Linked DNA regions of Homo sapiens: region 1 is linked to region 2. A link is an interaction called in ENCODE POLR2A ChIA-PET data of the cell type or tissue named here. Cell type or tissue: OCI-LY7. All regions are shown on one strand.

Evidence for each region. Peaks named below come from ENCODE experiments on the same cell type or tissue, not always from the same donor. Only the 100,000 strongest peaks of a DNase experiment are listed, where the experiment ranks them.
Region 1: POLR2A ChIA-PET joins it to region 2 with 16 read pairs; 2 of 35 experiments call an interaction of 5 or more read pairs at or near these places.

The regions. Positions count from the first base shown.
Region 1 is chr12:10,543,434-10,551,433 of GRCh38, forward strand. LOC105369658 (a long non-coding RNA gene) reads right to left here and starts at 7,497. Exons shown (of 3, transcript XR_001749004.1): 1 at 7,347-7,497; 2 at 7,054-7,214. It also overlaps the pseudogene SLC25A39P2. In OCI-LY7, no CTCF peak of the experiment used is centred here; no DNase peak of the experiment used is centred here.
Region 2 is chr12:10,193,059-10,201,058 of GRCh38, forward strand. No RefSeq gene overlaps it. Among named protein-coding and RNA genes, the nearest start is that of GABARAPL1, 16 kb to the right of the region's middle. RefSeq lists silencers at 3,219-3,419, 3,456-3,505. In OCI-LY7, no CTCF peak of the experiment used is centred here; DNase peaks (open chromatin) are centred at 3,343 and 3,973; H3K4me3 peaks cover 1,046 bases; H3K27ac peaks cover 1,335 bases.

The DNA of each region.
Region 1 (8,000 bases), 350 kb after region 2:
CTGGATGTGTTTGTGAGGGTGTTTCCAGAGGAGATAAGCATTTGGATTAGAACTTGAATATATTAGGCGGAGTACGGAAGATCTGGCCTCACCAATGTGGGTGGCATCATACAAGCCATTGAGGGTCCAGATAGAATGAAACGCAAACTCACGGTAGATTCTCTCTTCTTGAGCTGGGACACATTTCTATTTTCTCTTGCCCTTGAATATCGAAGCTCCTGGTCTCAGGCCTTCAGAATTTGGGACTCATACCAGTAGTCCCCACGCCCACACACCTCCCTGCAGATTCTCAGGCATTCAGACTCTGACTGAGAGTTATACTATCAGTTCACCTGGTTCTCAGGCCTTCAGACTGGTATTGAATTACACCACCCGCTTTCCTGGGTCTCCAGCTTGCAGATGGCACATTGTGGGACTTTTCAGCTTCCATAGTCAAGTAAGCCAATTCCCATAATAAAGAAATAAATATGTAATTATATATATATTTATTTTTATGTGTGTATGTATATACATATATACACACATGTATATATGTATAAACATGTTTGTATATATTTACATGTGTGTACACGTGTGTGTCTTCTATATATGCATAAGTGTGTGTGTAAATTTACTGGTCTATATATACAAATATATATAGAGAGAGATGGGTAGAATTTATATATTTTACATATATAATTATTTGATGTGTATAAAATATATACATTTACACACACGTATACATACATGTAAATAAATGTAAATGTTTTATATATGTTTATATATGTGTGTGTATATATATTTATATAGACACACACACGTGTGTATTTGTGTATTCTCCAGGTCTGTTTCTCTAGAGAACCCTAACACACCAGGGAAAGCTATTTGGACGTGATAACATTTAAGCTGAATTGTAAAGAAGATACACATACTTTGTGAGAAGAAACCACATCCACCTTTTCGTTCATTATGTATCCAGTCACTACACAGAACCTGACACATGGTTTATGAAAGATTAAATCAATGAATGCATGAATAAATGAATGCTGTATCTAAAAATTAATGAGTAGGGTTTAACCAGATGAAGAGTAAAGGGTAATCCAGACAAAAGATATAGCATATGCAAATATAGAGGCATGAAACAGCATATCTCATGTGAGTTAACTGCAAACTTGAAGCATACAGTGCATATCAGAGAGCAAACATTTAATACAGCACAGAAAAAAGCATTCCAAATAGCAGCATAGTATAAAGAGGACCAAATTAGAAATAGAAAACCTAATTCTGAGTTTATCTCTACCATCAACAGGTGCATGAGTTTCTTAATTTATTTAGCATCTGTAAAACAAAATACTTGAACCATCTGATCTGCAACATTCTTTATAGTTCTAAAAACCTATAATTTCACGGATCAGATGCTTTAAAAATGGAAAAAAAAATACTTTACACTGAGTCCAATCCAAATCTTTTTCAAATTATCTCCTTGTAGTGTGTACTTACGTGTGTGTGATTTAGAATGCCCATTGCTGGATAGCAAGGACCTAAAGATAAATAGAATATAGCATGTATTTGATTTAGATCATGGGGCTAGCCATTGAAACTGCAAATGTCTAGGTACCCTCTCTATATTTCCAAGTCTAGAAAATGTCATTAATATCTACATTGATAACTTTTTAAAAATGTATTAAGCAACAGCCAATCATTATGTGCTAGATTGAACAAAAGATGAGAGACACTATACCCTGATTAGTCATGAAATGGTAGAAGGGGAAAAAAGTGATTTAGGAATGTGCAGGAGGAACTAATTCCAGTAGTCAAAGAAAAAATTATATTTTTAGCCAATAAAAAATAAAACGGCAATCTCAAGTATGTTAACATCAAAATGAAGAAACAGCTAAACATTACTTCTATTTAATTGAAGGAGTAAATGTGTCTGACTCTCAAAGAAAATGGAATGTTAGATAGAAATAAAACACAGTTCTCCTTGACTGTTTACTAAAGACTTTCTGCTTTGAATTTGTGGATATTTTTCCCAAATCCAGAGAAAGGCTTGGAAATGAGAATATTTCTCTGATGTCAGACTGTGATCATCTCATTAGATTTTCCCTTCACCCTTGCCTTGGGAAAGAAAAAACAAAACATTTAGAAAACATTAAACATGAGGAATAATGTTTCTGTAGAATACTTACACTTAGTTGCAAATAATCCTGATATTTACAAAAGAATGAAATACATATTTCCTGATATTACTGCAACAATACATCCAGAAGATACTGTTTGCAACTCTGTCCAAAAGCATATATGAATTACAGAGAAAGTGTTAACAATCCTTCAATCAAAGAGCTGTTATCTGAGCTAAGAGTTTTTGACTAAAAAAAAAAAATACACATACAGATTAAATAAAATTACTGAATGAATTAGTACTGTCATTAAATAGATATTATGACCCACTCAGCCCTCATGGGTATTTTGTTTATAGAAAACCTACCAGCTGTTAGAAGTGTTTGCCTCTAATTTTGAAATTATTGGTGCTGCTGCTGTAAAGATTACTTCATGGTGTAGTAAAGTAGTGGGGGCAGGGTGGAATATTCTCATTTATTTTCAAAATAACCATTACTTCTTAACATCAACAATTTTGTCTTTTCCAAAATTGCTTACAATATGCATGGGATTTCCCTTGTTTGGAACTACTAAATTGTATGATTTTTACTGTAGAAAAGAGAGCTACCAATAATAAAAGCTATTGAGTTTAAAAGTAAGAGAGGTGACTATTAGGATCCCTTCCCAGGCCATTATTCAAAGAAAGGATGTAGGAACAGAGAATATCTCTAGGAAAATAAGCAAACAGCTGGAAAATACTATATAGTACAGTCAATTGGGACCTAACCAAGATTCAACTCAAATGCTAAGGGAGAAATACCAGACTATAGCAAAAGGATATCTTTATGAAATACAGAAAGGAAGAAATTGAAAACACATTTCAGGTCCTAGAAAAATCCTCTGAAGAAAACAATCCAGTAGCAATGTGAAGGCACTCCTGATCTTCTGTCTTGACTTCATCATGCTACCCAAGTCACAGCCATAAAAGTCTACTGACTGGTCTTCCTTTAGTACAATGCCTCAAAGTATACATTCAGTAAATATGTTTAATTAACTGGATGACTCCCTCAGGAAAAAACTGAGAAACTGACCAGGCTGCAGTTGTCATGTTGATAAGATCTGCTGCTCCAAACCTCAACAAGAAAAATGTGTACTTTGAAAAAAAAAGTGTTATTTAGAAAATACTTTGTATCTATGGGGACAATTAATAGTAAGCACCCCCCCCCCCCAAATTGAATGCCTACCATATGGTAATGGCCTTACTTATACAATATGATTTAGTCCCAACAATTGAGATTTTTATCTTACTGATAATTAAGGTACTGGTCTAGTATCGCATAGCTAATTATTGCTTGAAAATAACAAAATCCAGTTCCATCTGGCTCCAAAACATACCGTGCTACACTACCTCCAATTTCTAGGGATGACAACTTGAAGTGAAGCACTGTTTCTAAGGGAAACAGGTGCTTTCTAAGAGAAGTAGGATGCCCATATGTTGGATCCGTTAAATTCTGCAAAATCCCTAACTTTTTGCAAGTAGCAAGCCAGTCTCTCTTCCGTGCTGCTCTTAATACCTTAGCACTGAAATAGCTAAGGTAATTCCTTCTTTACTGGGGATTAGAAAAATCTTATTAAGGAGCTTTTGTTTTTCTCTTAAACGACACATTGGGATGCAGTTTCAATTATACTTCTGAAGTTCTCATAGGTTTCTTAAAAGACAATGACAAAATTTCAACATTCTTACATTCAGGACATTAGTTCTCTCAGGACAAGGTGGAAATTCAGAAATATACATATACCCTCATTCCTACTATGTTCAGTAATTCTTTGTATTTGTTGACTTGCTTGGGTCTGAGGCTGAGAATAAGAATGAAAACCTTCATTTCTGTGAGGCTTTCCCACCTGTTCTTTGATGGTTCACAGAAGATAAATGTTCCCAGCACTAATTAACATCTTGAGATAACTACAGGAATGGTCATTACCCCAGAGAGGAAAGTACAGGGGCAAAGGCAAGATATGTATGTATGAGGAAAAATATACAATTTTCCAGATAATTGGGGGCACAAGTAGTACCCCACATCCCTGCCAACCCTCAGGCTTGCTGACCCAGACCTCAGACCCTGGAAACACCTCTATTTGAGGTAAACTTCAACAAGGACTTTAGAGCATGGATTCCAGAACCAAACTGCCTAGGTTTGACCCTTGACTTTGCCACTAAGCTGTGTGACTTAGCTTAGGCAAATAAGTTACTTAAATTCTTTATATCTGTGTTTCTCATTTGTGAAATAATGGCAAAATCTAACTCATAGATTAGTTTCATGAACTAAATAAGCTAATATTTATAAGGTGCTTAGGACCTTGCATATAACAAGAACTTTGTAATTTCGTGTTAAATAATGTTCAGAGGACATTCATTCTACAGATGCATTCACACTGCAGATAACCACAATGATAATTCCAAGACGATTGGAACTATGTTTTGCCCAGAAAATTGCTGAGGCCTAAGCAGAGAGGAGTATCATATACTACTGCAAACAATAGAATCCATAGCTCCAAGCCTTATACTACAGGAAATAGAATCCATAGCTCCAAGCCTTATACTACTGCAAACAATAGAATCCATAGCTCCAAGCCTTATACTACTGCAAACAATAGAATCCATAGCTCCAAGCCTAGGTAGATATGTGACCCTACATTTTTCTAAAATACAATTATTATTATTATTTTTTTTACTATTCTCATGTCTCATTTTCCAAAAACCAGAGCATTTCTCCTATTGACTACTTCAAGAAGACCAAAAGTTATAATTTGTAATTAGTTACTTGAGTTCTTTAAAATTGTTCAAGTGGAAGAATGCTCCAATGCCCACGGTTCTTTTAAAATAACTTGAAATATTGATATATTTAGTTATATCATTTAGGAATACTTTATAATGGTTATATTATGTATATAAACCACTAGTCTCCACACATAGAGTGTAGAGACTCTACATTAATTCAAAAGTAATAATACATAAATTTGTGCAAACAAATCACATTTTAAGTTTAAAAAAGCCAGTCACCAGACTGTACACAGGGTTATTTTTAATATGTTTTAAAATATATAGTTCATTAGAGGAAGGTAAATTCTGTAAGAAATAACTTAGGAATACAGAGTGTGAAGGACTATAATTTAAAATAAAGTATAATTCATTTGAAAACTTAAATTCCAAGAAGTATTTAATTTACCAAAACTTACTCCAGAAGAAACTTTTTAAAATGTTTTATAGATAGCCAGGACACAACCAATGTTTACAGACTGGCATATTTTCAGGTTGGTTGAGCCGGTGCCATACTGGCCATTAATATTTTAAAATCCTGGCCTTGCCTATAACCATCAACAAAAATGAGTCTAAAATATGCTCACAAAGTAAACAACTGCTCTGTACTGTGTTAAAAGCGAGTCATATCAACAGTTGAAAGGACAGAATAGCTTAATATTATCCCAATTCTCATAGAAGGCAAAACACAAAAGCAAGAGAGGGTTAGGTGGGAGACAGTCCATTTCATGAAACTAGAAAAACGTGTATCTGAGTGAAGAGAGAAAGTAATGTTCCTCCCTTACATTCCATCACAACACTCATAGATTTCTCATGTTTTACATTAATTTCCTAATTGGTTTTAGTTGCTATTGTTGTTATTGTTGTTGTTTAATCTTCAAATAATTTTTATCCAGAATCTGTCTTTGGCCCTTTCTCTCTTACTAATTTGTACAATCTCAATGAATGATCTCATCTATTGCCATGGCTTCATAGCATAACGGACACCCAAATTTATATATCCAAACATGATCGCTTTCCTAATCTGCATACTCATCATGTATCTGATGTTTCGAAAAAAAAACTCACAAGAATTCTCCACATGCATTGAAAACTCACTGTTCAAAGCTGAACTCCTTACTTTACTATCCATCTGCTATCAGACCCTCCGCCTTCATTTCGCATCTTGCTGAGCGGGACCATGATTCAAGTTTTCCAATGCAAAAGCCCACAAATCATCATTGATATCTGGCTCTGTATTCCCATCACCCCACAACTGACCAAATCTTTTTTTTCCCCCCTTAGAGACTGGGTCTCACTCTGCCACGCAGGCTGGAGTGCAGTGGCGTGAACTCAGCTCACTGAAGCTCAACCTCTTAGACTCAAGTGAGCCTCCCACCTCAGCCTCCAGAGTAGCTGGGACTACAGGTGCATGTCACCATGCCTGGCTGATTTTTGTATTTTTTGTAGAGATGGGGGTCCCACTATGTTGCCCAGGCTGGTCTTGAACTCCTGGACTCAAGTGATCCTCCCGCCTCAGCCTCCCAAAGTGGTTGGATGACAGGCATGAGCCACCACATCTAGCCCAATTGACCAAATCTTGATGATTCTACCTCCTTAGTGCCTCTCTACTAAAATTCTTTCCTTCCTATACCCATGATCACAATTATATTTTGCATATTTGATTTGTCTCCTGTATTACTTATGAAAGCTTAGATTCTGTAATCATTCACAACCCTGCCGGCCACTGCTGGCCACTCCCCCATGTAGGTGCAATCTCTTCACCTGGAACATTCCTTTATCTTCATCCCCATCAGAGTTATCCTAATCAAAAACAATTTTCTAATTAATCCACTTTCATTTCTGAACCAAGTGTTGAAAGAATACCCTTCTTTGACCTTCCACAACTCCACTTTTATTCCATATAGCATTTATCCAAATCTGTATACTTTCTGTCTTTCTAACTGGACTATGAGACCCTTAAGGGCACTATTTCTCTCTTTTAGCTATGCAACACTAGTATCTATTGTAATGCTTAACATATGGTCTCCTTCAAGAAACATTCATTGAATGAATGAATGAATGATTCATTCAAAAACACTGAGCATCAGTGGCATGACAGACACTATTCTAAGTGATAATGATATTTTAGTGAAGCAAATAGAAAAAAAATGTACCTCATGGAGCTTATTTGGCAATCAGTGTGTGAATAGGTAATAAGGCTGACTGGAAAACAAACTAGTCAGACGAGGAGAGGATTTCAAATGGAGATCAAGTCACATAACACTATTGCTTTCACTCTTACTTTCCTCTTCTCATAATCTTCCAAAAGTAAACTCTGGAGAAAAACATCAGAGGATTTTTCAAATCAAACAAGGAGTCGAATAATACATTATTTTGACAAGAGTTATGTGAATAGAAACCCCAAAATAAAGATCTTACAAAGCCTAAAACATATCCAAATTTATACCTTCTTTAGATCATTCGGGTCTACTGCGTCTCAGTGAATTAGGAGTGATAAGTGCATATTCCACAGGAGATACCTTCTTGTCATTCTCTTCTGAGAAATAAAGTGAAACAAAGATTGAGCCTCGGCCGGGCGCGGTGGCTCACGCCTGTAATCCCAGCACTTTGGGAGGCCGAGGCGGGTGGATCATGAGGTCAGGAGATCGAGACCATCCTGGCTAACAAGGTGAAACCCCGTCTCTACTAAAAATACAAAAAATTAGCCGGGCGCGGTGGCGGGCGCCTGTAGTCCCAGCTACTCGGGAGGCTGAGGCAGGAGAATGGCGTGAACCCGGGAGGCGGAGCTTGCAGTGAGCCGAGATCGCGCCACTGCAGTCCGCAGTCCGGCCTGGGCGACAGAGCGAGACTCCGTCTCAAAAAAAAAAAAAAAAAAAAAAAAAAAAGATTGAGCCTCATCACAATAGTGCGTAGAGATCAGAGGTCAGGGCTCTGTCACACAGGACGGCCTGGAGTTTGTCGTAAGCCAGTGAAGTAGACGGTGGTGGCTGGCAGGTTCATCACCCAGTTATCCTAGCGCCTCACAATCTTCACAAAGGCACCCATGCTGCCAGTGAAGCGCGTCCTGGCGGCACAGCGGATACCATTTGGAGACAGGTGC
Region 2 (8,000 bases):
CCTGCAATCCCAGCACTTTGGGAGGCCGAAGAGGGCGGATCACAAGGTCAGGAGTTCGAGACCAGCCCGACCAACATGGTGAAACCCCGTCTCTACTAAAAATACAAAAATTAGCTGGGCGTGGTGGCACGTGCCTGTAATCCCAGCTACTCAGGAGACAGAGGCAGAAGAATCGCTTGAACCAGGGAGGCGGAGGTTGCAGTGAGCCGAAATCGCACCATTGCACTCCAGCCTGGGCAACAGAGCAAGACTTTGTCTCCAAAAACAAAAAAAAAAGAAAGAAAGAAAAGAAATTTTGTACCAAGAATAGTGTAGAGCATGCAAAACAAACAGGGCCTCTGCCTCTGGGTCTTCACAGAGTTTATATCTTCACAGAGTTAAATTTTTAGGAATATTAAGAAAAACCAAGATAAAATAGTAGCAGATTTATAAATACAAAGAGCTAAACAAAGACTGAAAGGGGACAACAGATAGGAGAGGGTAGAGGATACTTGGGAGAAGCAAAGTAAAAGAAAAGCATTTTCAAAGATAAGAAAAGCCTTGGTAAATCTGGGAAACTTAAGAAAAAAAAAAGAAAAAGAAAAAGAGTAGAGGCTGGGTGCGGTGGCTCACGCCTATAATCCCAGCACTTTGGGAGGCCAAGGAGGGTGGATTATTTGAGGTCAGGCATTCAAGACCAGCCTGGCCAATATGGTGAAACCCCATATCTACTAAAAATACAAAAATTAGTGGGGTGTGGTGGCACACGGCTATAGTCCCAGCTACTCTGGAGGCTGAGCCAGGAGAATTGCTTGAACCCAGGAGGCAGAGGTTGCAGTGAGCTGAGATAGTGCCACTGCACTCCAGCCTGGGCAACAAAGCAAGACTCTGTCAAAAAGAAAAAAAAAAGAGAGAGAGAGAGTAGAGTAGCTGATTACAGGGAGCGAGGGAGACAGCTACAGGAAACAAAGTTCAAGAGGAAGGAGAGAGACCTTGCGGACCAGAAGTCTGGACTATATTTTACATGTATTGAGAAGCGGTGGAAGGATTTTTTTTTTTTTTTTTTTTTTGCAGAGTTGCCCTCCTGTTGCCCAGGCTGGAGTGCAGTGGCGCGATCTCGGCTCAATGCAACCTCCGCCTCCTGGGTTCAAGTGGTTCACCTGCCTCAGCCTCCCAAGTAGCTGGAGCTACAGGCATGAGCCACCACACCCAGCTAATTTTTGTATTTTTAGTAGAGACGGGGTTTTACTATGTTGGCCAGACTGATCTCCAGCTCCTGACCTCAGGTGATTCATCTGTCTCAACCTCCCAAACTGCTGGGATTACAGGCATGAGCCACTGCGTCTGGCCTGTGGAAGGATTTTAAATAAGTCACTTGATGCAATTTGAATTTTAAGACAATGACTCTCAATGCTACAGGAGAATGGAGTGGAGTGGGAAAGTCAGAAGGTCAGAAGTCAAAGATCAGAAGATCAGGGAAAGTCTTCAGAGGTACTGAAGAATAGTGGATAAGAGATGATTGTGGATAGGATGGGTGTGGTGGGAATAAAGGGAGAGAGAGAGATAAATGTAGGAATTTGAGAGATATATTGGAGATAGGATCATCAGGACTTGCAGCTGAATTGGAGAGGAAAATGTATTAAGGAAAGGAAAGGAAGTGAAGAATGACTTCTAGATCATTTACCTGAGCTGATGCATGGAAAGTACAGCTATTTATTAGTATGGAGAAGACTGGAGGAAGACCAGATTCAGGAGAAAATTTAAACAGTGATTTCTAAAAGTGAGGAATAAGGCATTCGCTGGTGAAATATGTACCAAGTTAATCTAAGCTAAGTCCTACTGCACCAAACAGTAAAAAAAAAGCTCAAACTTGCTAATGGAATAAGTCAAAGTTTTCCTTGGAATTGAATGAGGAAAGCCTCAATTCATGAAAAAGAAAAAGAAATTTTACATTAGTCATTTAGCTTTGTAATGTTTTTAAGATAATTCACTGGAGACTGCATGGAAACTGTTGGTTACGCCTCTCTGAGACTCTGGGGTTTAGACAGGAGGATATAAGTTTGGAAGCTATCAAGTTAAAATGTATATTCATATATATGGACATGAATGAGATCATCTCTCCCCATCCTCACCCTCTTGATCTTTTTCCCTCTCACTCCTTTAATTTTTCACTTTCTACCAGTTTCTTCCCTTTAGCATATAGTAGTTTAGTATGACTTGTATACCGTAAAGGGAGAGCAGCGCATGAAGTTGAAGTGGCACACTGCTCAGCCTCGCACCAGGCAATTCGGCAACTGAACTTGAAGACAATGAGGTGTGACTTAACATTTTATTTGCAGGAAAGCTCCATTATGTGATCAATTTTTAAGAAACATACCCTGATGAAAGTTTGAGGTCTTAGCTGAAATGTGAGGAAGGCAGATCTTAATCCTGACTAGGAGCATATTGTAAAGCTGGAAACCATCATTCTCAGTAAACTATCGCAAGGACAAAAAACCAAACACTGCATGTTCTCACTCATAGGTGGGAATTGAACAATGAGAACACATGGACACAGGAAGGGGAACATCACATGCTGGGGACTGTTGTGGGGTGGGGGGAGGGGGGAGAGATAGCATTAGGAGATATACCTAATGCTAAATGACGAGTTAATGGGTGCAGCACACCAACATGGCACATGTATACATATGTAACAAACCTGAATGTTGTGTATGTGTACCCTAAAATTTAAAGTATAATAATAATAAAATAATAAAATAAAAAATAAAATCCTAGTTAAAAATGGGGAGCTTGCAGGGCGCAGTGGCTCACGCCTGTTATCCCAGCACTTTGGGATGCCGAGGCGGGTGGATCACCTGAGGTCAGGAGTTCGAGACCAGCCTGGCCAACATAGTGAAACCCTGTCTTTACTAAATATACAAAAATTAGCTGGGCATTGTGGCACACGCCTGTAATCCCAGATACTCGGGAGGCTGAGGCAGGAGAATCACTTGAACCCAGGAGATAGGGGTTGATGTGAGCCAAGCTCATACCACTGCACTCCAGCCTGGGTGGCAGAGCAAGACTCTGTCTCAAAAAAAAAAAAAAAATGATGATGATGAGCATGAAAAGGAACATTGAGGTGGTGGTAAAATGATGTTCTTTTTTTTTTTTTCCAACAGAATTCTAAGCTGTGCTCAATTGAAAAAAAAAAAAAGTAACAGTGGTTAAAAACATGATTTTTAACACAATTGTTCTCTAGGTCTCTCCTATAATTTTAAGCAGAGGAAATTCACTGGCCCCTCTTTCTCAGCTCAAATAACATAAATATGCACAAACCCTCCGAGCAGGGCAGCTCCAATCTGCGGTCTTTTCAACTTACTGTCAAGGGTGATTACACTGGACAGAAAACCACATCCTCTATCGCCTTTTTTATTTTGAGACAGAGTCTCGCTCTGTCGCCCAGGCTGAAGTGCAGTGGCATGATCTCCTCTCAGTGCAGCCTCCGCCTACTGGGTTCAAGCGATTCTCCTGCCTCAACCTCCCGAGTAGCTGGGACTACAGGCGTGCACCACCACGCCCTGCTAATTGTGTGTGTGTGTGTGCGTGTGTGTGTGTTTTCAGTAGAGATGGGTTTTGTCATGTTGGCCAGGCTGGTCTCAAACTCCTGGCCTCAAGCAATCCACCCACCTCAGCCTTCCAAAGTGCTGGGATGACAGGCATGAGCCACCGTGCCCGGCCCTCCTATCATTTTTTGCTTGTGAGGACTAAGCTCTGATTTTTAAATCTTACCCTAATTCCTATCTAAGGAGTCTAGGGAGTCATGCCCTACTAACCATAAATTCTCATCAGATGGATTTTATTTAACCCTGTATATCATGACTTACTTTCCCATCTGACTCTGGCATAACATGTGACAAAGAAGAAAGTCAAAATATTTTACCCCAAAACATGTTTCTTTGCCACATTTTGAAATGGCCCTGCAAAGCTGTCCTTTGTGGGGGAAAATTTGCATCCGTAAAGAATCTCAGCCAGCTGCAGTGGCTCATGCTTGTAATCCCAGCACTTTGGGAGGCTGAGGCGGGCAGATCAACTAAGGTCAGGAGTTCAAGACCAGCCTGGCCAACATGGTGAAACCCCTGTCTCTACTAAAAATATAAAAATTAGCCCAGAGTGGTGGCATGCACCTGTAATCAATCCCAGCTTATAGTGGGAGGCTGAGGCAGGAGAATTGCTTGAACCTGGGAGGCCGAGGTTGCAGTGTACCGAGATTGTGCCATTGCACTCCAGCTTGGGCAAAAAGAGCGAAACTGTCTCAATAATAATAATAATAATAATAATCTCTATTAACATAGCTAGATCTTTTCTTCCAGGCCCTCCCAATCCTAAAGAGATTAACTAAGAGTCTAGCACCTTTTAAATATCTGAATAGAAAATCATTGTCATCTATTGTCTCTAAGGACAGCCACTATAAGACTTCAAAAGAACCTTGGTCTCTACAATCTTTTATTTTAACATGAACATTTCCTTTCTATGGATCCCAGGTCTTTAGACAAACTCAACAAATTGTCAACCAGAAAATGTTTAAATTTGGAAGCCCCCCCGCCACACCCCACCGGCTTTGAGTTGTCCCACCTTTCTGGACCAAACCAATATATTACTTAAATGTGTTTGGTTGACATCTCATGCCTACCTAAAATGTATAAAACCAAGCTGCACCCCGACCACCTTGGGCACATGTCCTCAGGACTTCCTGGGGGCTGTGTCATGGGCCATAGTCACTCATATTTGGCTCAGAATAAATCTTTTCAAGTATTTTACAGAGTTTGACTCTTTTTGTCGACTCTTGCTAAAACCAAAACTATTGGAGTCAGGGCTGCGTCCAGTGTGTTGTCAATTTCTGAAAGAAGATGTTGACACATGCATAGCAGTAGGAAGTGACCCTGACAGCATAAAGCTCCTAATCTGTGCGGGAAAACTGAAAGATGAACCTCTACTAAATTTACACAAGGGCAAACTCTCCTTCAGTGGGGAGGCTGGGTCTGACACATTCTGTGGCTGTGATGACCTAGTTGTCGGTGGTTTACAGGCAAATACGACAGTATAGAGTGCTTTGCAGTAGCCCGTTTTCCCTCCAGGTCTAGCTCAGGAACTGCAGCATCAGTTCTAATTGAGTTGGCCTTGTAGGTATGGCTATAAGATCTTTATTTATTTTTTAATTTTTTAATTTAATTTATTTATTTATTTATTTTTTGAGATAGAGTTTCGCTCTCGTTGCCCAGGCTGGAGTGCAATGGCACGATCTCAGCTCACCACAACCTCTGCCTCCCAGGTTCAAGCGATTCTCCTGCCTCAGCCTCCCTAGTAGTTGGGATTACAGGCATGCACCACCATGCCCAGCTAATTTTGTATTTTTAGTAGAGACGGGGTTTCTCCATGTTGGACAGGCTGGTCTCAAACTTCCCACCTCAGGTAATCCGCCCGCCTCGGCCTCCCAAAGTGCTGGGATTACAGGCGTGAGCCACTGTGCCCGGCCCGGCTATAAGAACTTTATCAGAGGGACTGATTAGTTAATCTGTTAAGCGTTTACTTGCATATGAGAGTATGGAAATAAAGCAGAAACAGGAATTGTTTAACAAATTTAAGTGGCAGGAGATTAAAATGGCAAAGTCTGGGGAAGGTATGCTTTGTTTTCTTTTCCTTGGGTAAAGTAGCTTGGCTGGAAGGTAACAAAGAAGTCAGTGTGGGACATCTGCCGTTGAGCAAGCCAACTGGGAAAATGATTTCAGTGATTTATGGATTGTCTAAGATACATGGAGAGTTCAACTGTGGAAAATATGTGACATGCTATCACTGAGTAGTGGTGGCCAGTGTCTTCCATTGGCATCTCCACCTTGGTTAACCCAGAATTGTGCTATTTCCCACCCCAGGGTGCCTCACAACTTTGGGAGTCTGGGAAGGGTACTATGAAAGTAAGCAGTGTAGGACCGGGCCCGGTGGCTCACGCCTGTAATCCCAGCACTTTGGGAGGCCGAGGCGGGCGGATCACGAGGTCAGGAGATCGAGACCATCTTGGCCAAGATGGTGAAACCCCATCTCTACTAAACATACAAAAATTAGCCAGGCCTGGTGGCATGCGCCTGTAGTCCCAGCTACTCGGGAGGCTGAGGCAGGAGAATCGCTTGAACCCGGGAGGCGGAGGTTGCAATGAGCCAAGATCACATTACTGCACTCCAGCCTGGGCAACAGAGTGAGACCCCGTCTCAAAAAAAAAAAGTAAGCAGTGTTGAAATCTAAAGGATAATTGAATTTTAAACATTAATTACATGGTGTAATGGCATTTTCTGTTTATAAAAAAAGATAGAAAAAAATGAGAATGTGAATCATGGAGACTGGTAACAATTCCAGGAGTGATGTGATAGGAATTAATCTGGAAGACAGGTTCACTTCTTTTTTTTTTTCTTAAGACAGAGTCTTGCTCTGTCACCCAGGCTGGAGTGCAGTGGCCCAATCTTGGCTCACTGCAAGCTCCATCTCCCAGGTTCACGCCATTCTCCTGCCTCAGCCTCCCGAGTAGCTGGGACTACAGGCGTCTGCCACCATGCCTGGCTAATTTTTTGTATTTTTAGTAGAGACAGGGTTTCACCGTGTTAGCCAGGATGGTCTCGATCTCCCGACCTTGTGATCCACCCGCCTCAGCCACCCAAAGTGCTGGGATTACAGGCGTGAGCCACTGCGGCCGGCCTGGTTGGCTTCTTTTTATGGAAGGCATTAAATGTGAGCTTCAGCAGTTTGGACTTTATCCTGCAGTCAATGAAAGCCATCGCAAGTTCTTGAAGAGGAAAAGGGGATAATGTAACTTTTAAGATGCTTTGGTTGTCACTAAAAGATGAATAAGAGAAGTAAAATACAGGAGACAGGGTGACCATTATGGCTACAGAGCTACCGCAGAGGCAATGTCTCTTTAATTTCTATGATAAAATCTTACTTATGGACAAAAGTTATGAAATAAGGCAGACTCAGTTAACGCCTCTTCTCTCTCAGCCTCCCAGTACCAAACCTTAAATTGTTTATGTTGCCTTTTGGTTCTTGCTATTCCTGTTTGATAAATGATGTCAGTGCTACAAGTATCTAGACTTTTCTTTAATCCCACTTTGTATATCAAACTTGCCTATACAGTATCTCTCTTGTGTGCTCTTCTCTTACACTGTAGTTAGGACCTGCTCTCCCCTCCAATATTAATACTAATTACCATAAGTGGTAAGGTTGAATACTATCCTCTCTCTCCCAAAGAGTTGTAACTTCAAACTCAGTAAATACCAAAGTTGATAAATGCAAATCCAATTCAATGAGAACAAAAGTTAATTAAGAGGACGGGTACGGTGGTTCACATCTGTAATCCTAGCACTTTGGGAGGCCAAGGCAGGCAGATCACTTGAGGTCAGGAGTTCAAGACCAGCCTGGCCAACATGGTGAAACCCCTGTCTCTACTAAAAATACAAAATTAGCCAGGCGTGGTGGCACTCGCCTGTAATCTCAGCTACTTGGGAGGCTGAGGCAGGAGAAGCACTTGAATCCGGGAGGTGGAAGTTGCAATGAGCTGAGATTGCACCACTGCACTCCAGCCTGGGCAAAAAGAGCAAAACTCTATCTCAAAAAAAAAAAAAAAAAAAGAAGAAGAAGAAGGTTCATTAAGGGTCAAATAATTTGGCTGGGCACAGTGGCTCATGCCTGTAATCCCAACACTTTGGGAGGCTGAGGCAGGCGGATCACCTGAGGTCAGGAGTTGGAGACCAGCCTGACCAACACGGTAAAACCCCATCTCTACTAAAAATACAAAAATTAGCTGGGTGTGGTGATGCGTGCTTGTAGTCCCAGCTACTTGAGAGGCTGAGGCAGGAGAATCATTTGAACCTGGGAGGCAGATTGAAGTAAGCCAAGATAGTGCCACTGCACTCCAGCCTGGAGGACAGAGTGAAACTACGTCTCAAAAAAAAAAAAAAAAGAGTCAAATAATTGGTTAGTAATCACAGCCATTTGAA